Linked DNA regions of Homo sapiens: region 2 is linked to region 1. A link is a contact called in ENCODE Hi-C or POLR2A ChIA-PET data. All regions are on one chromosome and are shown on one strand. Each heading gives the region's core, a stretch centred on a gene start or an enhancer-like site at or near the end of the contact. The rest is flanking DNA. Distances are from core to core; before and after follow the strand shown.

The links. Hi-C counts contacts between places; a loop is a spot of excess contacts on that map. ChIA-PET counts read pairs that join two places held with the same protein, here RNA polymerase II (POLR2A). Pooled maps may share reads with other maps.
Region 2: a pooled map shows a loop between it and region 1 (7-fold over the local background). The contact joins the promoter of C12orf76 here to the promoter of TRAFD1 in region 1. A Hi-C loop is called at or near these places in 4 of 50 pooled maps. POLR2A ChIA-PET finds 5 or more read pairs at or near these places in 2 of 52 experiments (HEK293 and T-cell).

The regions. Positions count from the first base shown.
Region 1 is chr12:112,122,339-112,127,405 of GRCh38, reverse strand. It overlaps TRAFD1 (TRAF-type zinc finger domain containing 1), which reads right to left and starts at 1,846. Exons shown (of 12, transcript NM_006700.3): 1 at 1,788-1,846. RefSeq lists enhancers at 1,320-1,389, 1,800-1,849, 1,827-2,121.
Region 2 is chr12:110,046,075-110,051,370 of GRCh38, reverse strand. It overlaps C12orf76 (chromosome 12 open reading frame 76), which reads left to right and starts at 2,849. Exons shown (of 2, transcript NM_001389625.1): 1 at 2,849-3,008. The coding sequence starts at 2,876. RefSeq lists an enhancer at 1,901-2,160 and a silencer at 3,081-3,140.

The sequences.
Region 1 (5,067 bases), core at 597-3,096:
AGTCTCTGATAAAGCGATTTAGTGGTAGAGAAAAACAATAAGCAAAAAAATACATATAACTTGAGTATTGTGATGGAAAAGTATACTGACAAATAAATGGGGGCGGAATAGAGGCAAATCTACTTTAGGTAGATAAGAGTGGTCAGGGAAGAACTTTCTGGGGAGACGACATTTAAATTAAGAACTGAAGTACAAGAGCCAACCACGAAAAGACAAAGATAGAGGATGGGAATGCGGGGAAATCCATCCAGGCAGTGGGAAGGGCAAAAGGCCTAAAAGCAATGAAAGAGAAAGTAAAGGCAGATCTGGAAGAGCATAATAAAAAAGGGGAATGACTCAAGAAGGTCTTGTCATATCAGACAGAAAGAATATTGGATTCGATTCCAAGCTCAATGGTAAACCACTGAAGGGCTTTAAACTAGGGAATGACATAATTCAAGACACCCATTCTGGGCTGGGCGCAGCAGCTCACGCCTGTAATCCCAGCACTTTGGGAGGGCGAGGTGGGCAGATCACTGGAGGTCTGGGGTTCGAGACCAGCCTGGCCAACATGGCAAAACCAAGTCTCTACTAAAAATACAAAAATTAGTTGGGCGTGGTGACGGGCGCTTGTATCCCAGCTACTCAGGAGGCTGAGGCAAGAGAATCACTTAAACCCAGGAGGCGGAGGCTGCAGTGAGCTGAGATCTCGCCACTGCACTCCAACCTGAACAACAGAAGGTGACTCCATCTCAAAAAAAAAAAAAGATATTCACTCTGATATGAAATGGCAACTAAGGAAGGCTGTCCGACTGATTTCAGGTGTGCTCTATTCCAGCCCACTCTGGCCAACTCTAAGGCCAGAGCTCAGATGTAGCAGGTGCTTGCTTTTCTAGATGCAAGGAGACTGGGGGTAGCCTGCAGGGTCCCCCTCTGGGGGTCAAGGTCTGGCTGGTTCTGCCAGATTTAACCTCTCTGGGCCTCAGATTCTTCAGGCAGAGGACTGACAATACTTCAAAGGGTCAAGGAAACGGGCGAATGCACGGAAGAGTTGAGGCACAGAAAAGTCTTCAAGCTTATAAGGAGCCTGTTGGGGGTCAGCTAGATCTCTCTAGTCCGCAGAGGGGACCGTCCCTCTGCCCGAGGCGGCGGAGCTTCCCCTGCCGGGTCCAGATACCCCAAGGCAGTTTCCAATCGCCCCCGTCCCCAGGAAGGTCGGTGATGGGGAGTGAAGAAGTAAGCGGCTTCTCAAATAATAGCAGTTGCCAAACGCTTACCGGGAAAATCTTTTAATCCCGACTACAATCCTAAGAGGTGAAAGTCTTGGTCCCCACTTTAGAGGCTACGAAAGCGGAAGGCCACCTGAGTTTTCCACAGCACCAGCGGGTCGGAGTGCGAGCTCGGACTCGGGTCCTTCGGCTTCGAGGCCGCATTAGGCCACTCGCGACCCCCCACGCCGGCAGCTCGAGGCTCGGACTCTAGGCCCAGGCCGGCACTGAGCCCAGCTCCGCCCGGGACGCGGTGGTCACAGCGGCGCTGCGAACGACGCCCGCTTCCCGGCTCACCAGACCAACCTAGGCCGCGAAGGGGGCGGCGTCGCCGGGGGCTGCCAAGGCGCCGGTTCCCTGAGGAGAAAGCGCGGCCTCCTCCAGGTGCCTGAGATGCCGCCGCGCGGGCATCCTCTCCTCACAGCCGCGACCCCGGGCCCAGAGACCCCTCGCCCACACACCCCTCCCTTGGGATGCTGGACCCTTCCTAAACTGGAGGCCACAGGGGATCTCCAGCCGCGTGCCGCCGCTACACCTCACCAGGGACGAGAGGAGAAACGCTGAGTTGACACACTAGCTGCAGACACGGAGCCTCCTCTGTCAGACCCCGCACTGAACAACGGCCCTCAGAGCTGCCTCACCACTTCCGCCCATCGCGGAGGAGCGCGCCCATTGGCCAGGGGCGGCTCCAGCTGTCGGCCCATTGGATAACACCGTTGTCGCTCCCAGGGCCCCGCCTTCTGCGCGTCGATTGGCTCCCTGGAGGCCCACGGGGGCGTGTCCCTGGAAGCCCTGGCCCCTGCACATCTGGAACCAGAGGCACGAAGCTGAGCTGTGAGCCTGTTGCTGAGTTTAGCAACTGTCCCCGACACAGGCTAATAATATTTGCATGAATAATTCTGTACAAACATTACTAATATGCTTAATATATTGAGATAATTAATGGTATTTGTTCTTTTCTCATGGGCCGTTAATACTTATTAGTCATTCTTATTGCTATGATAATGCCCTTGTGCAAGACTTCTGCAGATCTGTGACCATATTTTTTGAGCACTTTGCTTTTTTGCAGTGGAAGAATGAGAGCCTGAGATGCAGGTTTGAGAGCTAGTTTCTCCACTTGCTGCCTGAATGGATTCCCTGAGCTTCTCTTACCTCATGTATAATAAAGGAGAGAATAATTATATAAGTATAACCAAGCACATATTACAAACCAACTTATAATTATATAAGTATAACCAAGCACATATTACAAACAATACAGCAATTTAAAATTATGATTCCATTGCAGATTATAATTGCAAAATATGGAGGCCAAGGCGGGTGGATCTCTTGAGCTCAGGAATTAGAGACCAGCCTGGGCAATATAATGAAACCATATCTCTACAAAAAAAATACAAAAATTAGCCAGGCGTGGTGGCACGCACCTGTAGTTCCACCTCCTTGGGAGGCTGAGGTGGAAGGATCCCTCGAGCCCAGGAGGCAGGGCTGGAGTGAGCCCTGATCATGCTACCGCACTCCAGCCTGGGGGACAGAGAAAGACCCCGTCTCAAAAATAATATAATATAATATAATATAATATAATATAATATAATATAATATAATTGCAAAATGTTAATGAGATAGTACTAAGCAAGAAAAGCATCTAACAGGCTGGGCGCGGTGGCTCACGCCTGTAATGCCAACACTTTGGGAGGCAGAGGCTGGTGGATCACCTGAGGTCAGGAGTTCAAGACCAGCCTGGCCAACATGGTGAAACACCGTTTCTACTAAAAATACAAAAATTAGCTGGCCGTGGTGGCAGGCGCCTATGATCCCAGCTACTTGGGAGGCTGAGACAGGAGAATCGCTTGAACCCAGGAGGTGAAGGTTGCAGTGAGCCGAGATTGAGCCACTGCACTCCAGCCTGGGCAACAAAATCAAAACTCCGTCTCAAAGCAATATTTATAACAAGATAAAATATTTAGCTTAAATATGCAATATAACTTGTGTGATTCCAAACATATAAAGTTTAAAACCAGGGAAAATTAACCTAAAGTGAGAGAAGTAAGTAACTGGTTCCATTCAGAGGGTATATAGCCTGTAAGGAGATATGAGAAAGATTTTCTAGAAATGTTTATATCTTGATCAGCAAAGTGATTAACACAGATGGATTAATTAGTAAATAGTTATTAAGCTACACACCTATATCTTAAGCACTTTACATTGTATGTTACATTTTAATAACAAAACTTACTGGAGTTCAAAAGAAAGCACAATCATTAACAGTTAAAAAGCAATCAGAAAAAATGTGTATTAATATGAATTAAGTATATTAATGTATTAAGTATATATAAAGAAAAAAGATAACCATATAGTGTGTTCTTTTATGAATAAGGTGTTTTAACTCAGCATAATGTTTTTGAGGTTTATCCATGCTGTTGATAATATCAAGTCTATTCCTTTTCAGTGCCAAGTAGCATAGCACATGGATATGCCACAATTTATACTGACAAACATTAGAGCTGGTTCTAGTTTTTGGCCAGGCATGGTGGCTCACGCCCACAATCCCAGCACTTCGGCAGGTCAAGGTGGGTGGATCGCCTGAGCTCAGGAGTTCCAGACCAGCCTGGGCAACATAACAAAACCCTGTCTCTACAAAAAATACAAAAATGTAGCCAGGCGTGGTGGCTCATGCGTGTAGTCCCAGCTACTTGGGAGGCTAAGGTGAGAAGATTGCTTGAGCCTGGGAGGCAGAGGTTTCAGCGAGCTGATATGGCACCACTGCACTCCAGCCTGGGTGACAGAGCAAGACTCCATCTCAAAAAAAAAAATTGATTCTAGTTTAAGCAGTAGTAACCATTCTTGTGCAAGTCTTTGGGGATATATGTTTTTATTTCTCTCAGATAAACACTTGGAAGTGGGATTGCTGGATCATACGGTAAGTCTATGTTTTAACTTTACAAGAAACTACCAAACTGTTTTCCGAAGTGATTGCACAACTAAACGTTCCCAACAGTAGTGTAGGAGAGTTTCAGTTGCTCCGTATAGTCATCCACTTGGTATAAACACATTTTGAATAAATAAACAGGAGAATGGCAGTCCTGTCTTCCGTTGCCTGAGTGACCCAGAAGCTCCTCTAAATTCATAGTTCACAGTGGGAGGAGACAACAAGGTCCAGGGTAGCAAGGAATGAACTGAAATAATGATAAGCTCAAATTTCACTTAACCCCTGGGGTGCCTTATTTTCACTGGCCTAAATCCAACAGCAGAAATAAAAAAAGTTTAGGGATATTTTATTCCTGACCAAAAAAGGCAGGCAAGGCGGGGTGATTACAGTGGCAGCAGAAAGGATTTAGATTAGGTTAGAGGAAGAGCTGCTTCTTGGTTTACCAGGAGTCACCTGTATGAGAGGATTAGATGGAGTTCCCCCCAACCTCCTTGTACCAGAATCTTTAAAGGGTTTGTTAGAAACTTATTTTTATTTATTTATTTACTTATTTTTTATTTTTCTGAGACAAAGTCTCACTCTCTCGCCCAGGCTGGAGTGCAGTGGCGCGATCTCGGCTCACTGCAACCTCCGCCTGCCGGGTTCAAGCGATTCTCCTGCCTCAGGCTCCCGAGTAGCTGGGACTGTAGGTGCCCACCACCATGCCTGGCTATTTTTTTGTATTTTTAGTAGAGACAGGGTTTCGCCATGTTGGTAAGGCTGGTCTTGAACTCCTGACCTCAAATGATCCTCCCACCTTGGCCTCCCAAAGTGTTAGGATTACAGGCGTGAGCCGCTGCGCCCAGCCGGCTTGTTAGAAATTTGAATGTCTGCTCAAGGTCAACCTCCTCACTA
Region 2 (5,296 bases), core at 1,600-4,099, 2.1 Mb after region 1:
GAGTTTGCAGACATATATCATTTGATCCTCACAATTCATGAGGCAGGTATGATTATGCTTCCCATTGTGCAGAGAGGGAAAACGAGTCACACGGAAGCAAGTCATGCAGCCGAGCTAGGATTGGAACGGAAGTGGCCTGCAGAGCCTGCCTCCCACCCCACTGTGCTATGCCTCCCATTGATGCTTTCCTGTGCCTGCCATTTAGCTTTGCTCTGGTGAGTGGCAAGCTGTACCAGTGGAAAGAGCCTGTCATCAGTTCTGTGCACAGCAAGGTGAAAAGGACAGCAGAAGTGAAAGAGGAGATCGTGGAGAAAGAAATGAAGAAGTTGGTGCACAGTGTCTTTAACATGGCAGATTACACCTTCCCTTTGCAGGTGAACACCTGGTAGTGTTAACGGACCCCAACACTTACCCAAAGGTAGCCATTGGGTCAGGTTTCTGCACTATAGTCCCTTCTGTGGTTGCCAGAAATACGTTACAGGAAAAGGGTCCCGATCCAGACCCCAAGAGGGGGTTCTTGGATCTAGCGCAAGAAAGAATTAGGGCAAGTCCACAGTGCAAAGTGAAAGCAAGTTTATTAATAAAGTAGTGGAATAAAAGAATGGCTACTCCATAGACAGAGTAGCCCCCGAGGGCTGCTGGTTAGGCATTTTTATGATTATTTCTTGATGATACGCTAAACGAGGGGTGGATTATTCATGCCTCCCCCTTTTAGACCATATAGGGTAACTTCCTGACATTACCATGGCATTTGTAAACTGTCATGGCGCTGCTGGGAGTGTAGCAGTGAGGACGACCAGAGGTCACTCTTGTCACCATTTTGGTTTTGGTGGTTTATAGCAGGCTCCTTTACTGCAACCTGTTTTATCAGCAAGGTCTTTATGACCTGTATTTTGTGCTGACCTCCTATATCATCCTGTGACTTAGAATGCCTTAACCGTCTGGGAATTCAGCCCAGTAGGTTTCAGCCTCATTTTACCCAGCTCCTATTTAAGATGGAGTTGCTCTGGTTCACACGCCTCTGACATTTGTATTGCACATCCATTGTGAGGTGAATGATACTAATCCCACTACAAATCAAACCTTCAGGAGGTGAGGCAATGTGTGAGGTGGTAAAGCCTCCAGATTCAAAACTATGCTTGGGTCAAATTCTAGCTCTGCCACTTTGTGTGTGCAGTGTTGGGCCAAACACTTAGCTCAATTCCCTCATGTATTCAGCAAACAGTTACTGAATATAATATGCTACTCTTCTAGTCTTGTAGCAGGACGAGCCGCAGACAAAACCTCTCAGACACCGAGTTGTAGAAGGAAGGGCTTTATTCAGCTGGCAGCATCGGCAAGCTACTGCCTTAAAATCCGAGCTCCCCGAATGCACAATTTCTGTCCCTTTTAAGGGCTCCTCACAGCACTAAAGATTTCACATGAAAGGGTCGTGATTGATTTGAGCAAGTAGGTGGTACGTGACAGGGGCTGCATGCACCAGTGGTAAGAGAGAAACAGAACAGGGCAGGGAGTTTCACAACGTTCTTCTATACAATGTCTGGAATCTATGAATAACATCGGTTTCTAAGTTATGAGTTGATTTTTAGCTACTGGGTGTGAGGCCTCTGAGCCCAAGCCAAGCCATCGCATCCCCTGTGACTTGCACGTATACATCCAGATGGCCTGAAGTAACTGAAGATCCACAAAAGAAGTAAAAATAGCCTTAACTGATGACATTCCACCATTGTGATTTGTTTCTGCCCCACCCTAACTGATCAATGTACTTTGTAATCTCCCCCACCCTTAAGGTACTTTGTAATCTCCCCCAACCTTAAGAAGGTTCTTTGTAATTCTCCCTACCCTTGAGAATGTACTTCGTGAGATCCACCCCTGCCCGCAAAACATTGCTCTTAACTTCACCGCCTATCCCAAAACCTGTAAGAACTAATGATAATCCACCACCCTTTGCTTACTCTCTTTTCGGACTCAGCCCGCCTGCACCCAGGTGAAATAAACAGCCATGTTGCTCACACAAAGCCTGTTTGGTGGTCTCTTCACACACGTTTGGTGGTCTCTTCACACACATGAAACTGGGTTTAGGCCAGGCAGGCCCAGGCCTGGTTTCGGGCCTGGCGCCGGGCTGCCCGTCTTTGGTTTCACTTCCTTGTTGTTTCTTCTTAAAACAGGTACTGAGTATAAAACAATATAAAACAAAATGAGAGGGTCTCTCTCTCCCCCAGTCTCTGGGACAGAGCAGAGAGCAAGAACAAAATCGCTGTGCTCGTGGACTTTACATGCTAGGGCGGAGCAGGTCCTCAGAAAATCATCAAATGTACGTTAAATGTATAAGGTAAATGGTGATGAGTCTAAAGTGAATGGGGGGAATGGAAGAGAACGAAGGTAGGGAGAATGTACATTAAGGGAAAGGGAGGGTTGCAATTTTAGAAAAGGATGTCTGGGCAAGGGCTCCCTGAGAAGATGGCATTTGTACTATAGAAACACAGTATCTATTTTCCAGGCCCGTAATGAAGGTTTAATAAGAAAATGCATGGATTCGTAAAAAATCTTCAATAGGCCCCAAATGGACCTACAAGACCTCGACCCCAATGGATGAGGGAACGCTAACCACAGCAGAACGGTAATCGCGGCGAACGTTGGCACAGACGGAAAGTTGATCTGAACGGAAAGTTGGTCCGGGGGAAACATTAGTTATTGAGGAACGTTAATCCGGAACAAATCTTAGGCAGAAGCGGAACTTAGACCAGGACGCACAGTTACCATGGCAATGACGCGCGCCCTAAGGGCGGTGGCAGCGACGCAGAGAGACCTGGGAGGAGACAGAGGCAGGGCTTGCGACGGAAGTGGCCTCTCTGCTTCTGCAGGGCTGGGGAAGATGCTGCGTCCAGCGTTACCGTGGCTGTACCTTGGCCTCTGCAGCCTCCTGGTGGGGGAGGCAGAGGCCCCGAGCCCCGTGGATCCGCTGGAGCGGAGCCGGCCGTACGCGGTGCTGCGAGGGCAGAACCTGGGTGAGCGGCCCTCGGGCTGGCGGGCGGCGGGTAGTGCCTGAGCTTTCACTGCTCCGGGTGCTGGAGCCGGGCATGTACGGAGCGGACAGGGGATAGAGTGGGGAGATGGGTGAGTGCGGGGGGTGCAGGTGAGGCCCCTCAGGGGGCCCCGAGACTCCCTCTCCAAAAGCCTGGGGCAGAAGGCCTGAACTTTGCCTCTCAGCAAGTGCTCAATATGTGCCAGAACCTTCGCCTCCCAGGTTCAAGCAATTCTCCTGCCTCAGCCTGCCGAGTAGCTGGGATTACAGGCGCACACCACCACACTTGGCTAATTTTTGTATTTTTAGTAGAGATGGGGTTTCACTATGTTGGCCAGGCTGGTCTCAAGCCTGGCATGGTGTCCAGTAAGCTCTCAATATGTACTGCTTGCCCATGAATGAACTGCAATCGGGAGACCTGGGTCTCATTCTGGGTCCTCTCCTCTCTGGCAGTGTGGGCTCAGGCTAGGCAACAAGGCACATCATTTACCCCACCCCTCTTCTTTCCCAGAGGAGCCAGTATTTATTGCAAAAATGATAACAGTTTTTGAGCATTTCCTACATCCCATGTCTTGTGCTACGCACTTTGTATACGCGAATTCATTTGAGCCTTACAATAACTTAATGAGAAACGTACGGTTTGCAGCCCTTTTTTTTTCTTTTACAATAGTGTCTCCTCTGTCACCCAGGCTGGAGTGCTGTGGCACGATCTTGGCTCACTGCAGCCTCGGCCTCCTGGGTTTAAGTGATCCTGCCACCTCAGCATCCCGGGCGAGTAGCTGGGACTACAGGCGTGCACCACCACACCTGGCTCATTTTGTTGTTGTTGTTGTTTACTTTTTGTAGAGGTGGGGGTCTCGAACTCTTGGGCTCAAGCAATCCTCCTGCCTCGGCCTCCCAAAGTGTTGGGATTACAAGTGTGAGCCACCGCACCTGATGTTGCAGCTCTATTTTTCAGATAAGGAAAATGAAACTCAGAGAAGTGAAGTTATTTGCCCAAAGTTACATAGCTAGGAAATGATGAGGCCAATACTAGAACCTGTTTGGGGGCTTGAAACATAAGTTGTGGGAGGATATCTTCAACACACACACACGCTGCGTAAATATGTGTGTGTGCATGGCTTTGGCTTTGGAAGGAGTTCTGGAACTTAAAGCTTGGCAAACTTCACAATAAATCTGCCCCTCGCCAAAGTCTTCCCTTCCCACTGTATCTCCTTGGTACATCTGTATATCTACAAAGTGGCTATTAGTATCATTTTGGATTATCTTGACTCTACATGAACTCAGTGTTTGCCATGTGTTGACGACTTACTGTGTACCTAGCACTCTACTAAATAGTTTCCACACATTATCCCACTCGATCCTTCAGAACAGGGTTTCTCAACCTGGATATTACGACATGTTGGATAAATGATTTCAGGGGGCGAGGGGCAGTGGGGGGGCTATGATAAACACTGTAAGAAGTTTGGTGGCATCCCCAGCCTTTAGATACCAGTAGCACCCCCTACTCCTAATCAAGATAGTCAAAATCTCTCCAGACATTGCCAAATGTCCACGGTACGCCAAATCCCCATTGGATACCCACTGCTGTGGAACAGTACTACTCAAAGGGTAGTCTGCAGACCAGTGTGAGTCTGCAAACTATGTTATCTGCAAAGAGATGACTACAGAAATTGAGAGTGTTTAGAAACTTAACAGTTTGACATTGTTGCAACATCCAAGCACTTAGAGACCAGTTCTAGGTGTCTCTGAACTGGAATGCTTTGCAGATGAAGGGAACTGGTTATTAGTCATGCACAGTAGGGCTATGTAGTGGTCTGGGACAGACTAGAAATTATAAAAACTACTCCTTTGCCATAGATAGTTTGAGAAATGCTGTCCTAGACAGTTCCGTACAGTTGGTATTTATTTATTTTTTTGAGATGGAGTTTTGCTCTTGTTGCCAAGGCTGGAGTGCAGTGGTGCGGTCTCAGCTCACTGCAGCCTCCGCCTCCTGGGTTCGAGCAATTATCCTGCCTCAGCCTCTTGAGTAGCTGGGACCACAGGCGTGTGCCACCACGCCCAGGTAATTTTTGTATTTTTAGTAGAGATGGGGTTTCACCATGTTGGCCAGGATGGTCTCGATCTCTTGACCTCATGAACTGCCCACTGTGGCCTCCCAAAGTGCTGGGATTACAGGTGTGAGCCACCACGCCCGCCCTAAAACATTCTTTTAAGGTTCTGCCTGGGCCTGCAATTCAGGCAACTGTCACTGCATGCAAAGTGTAGGGA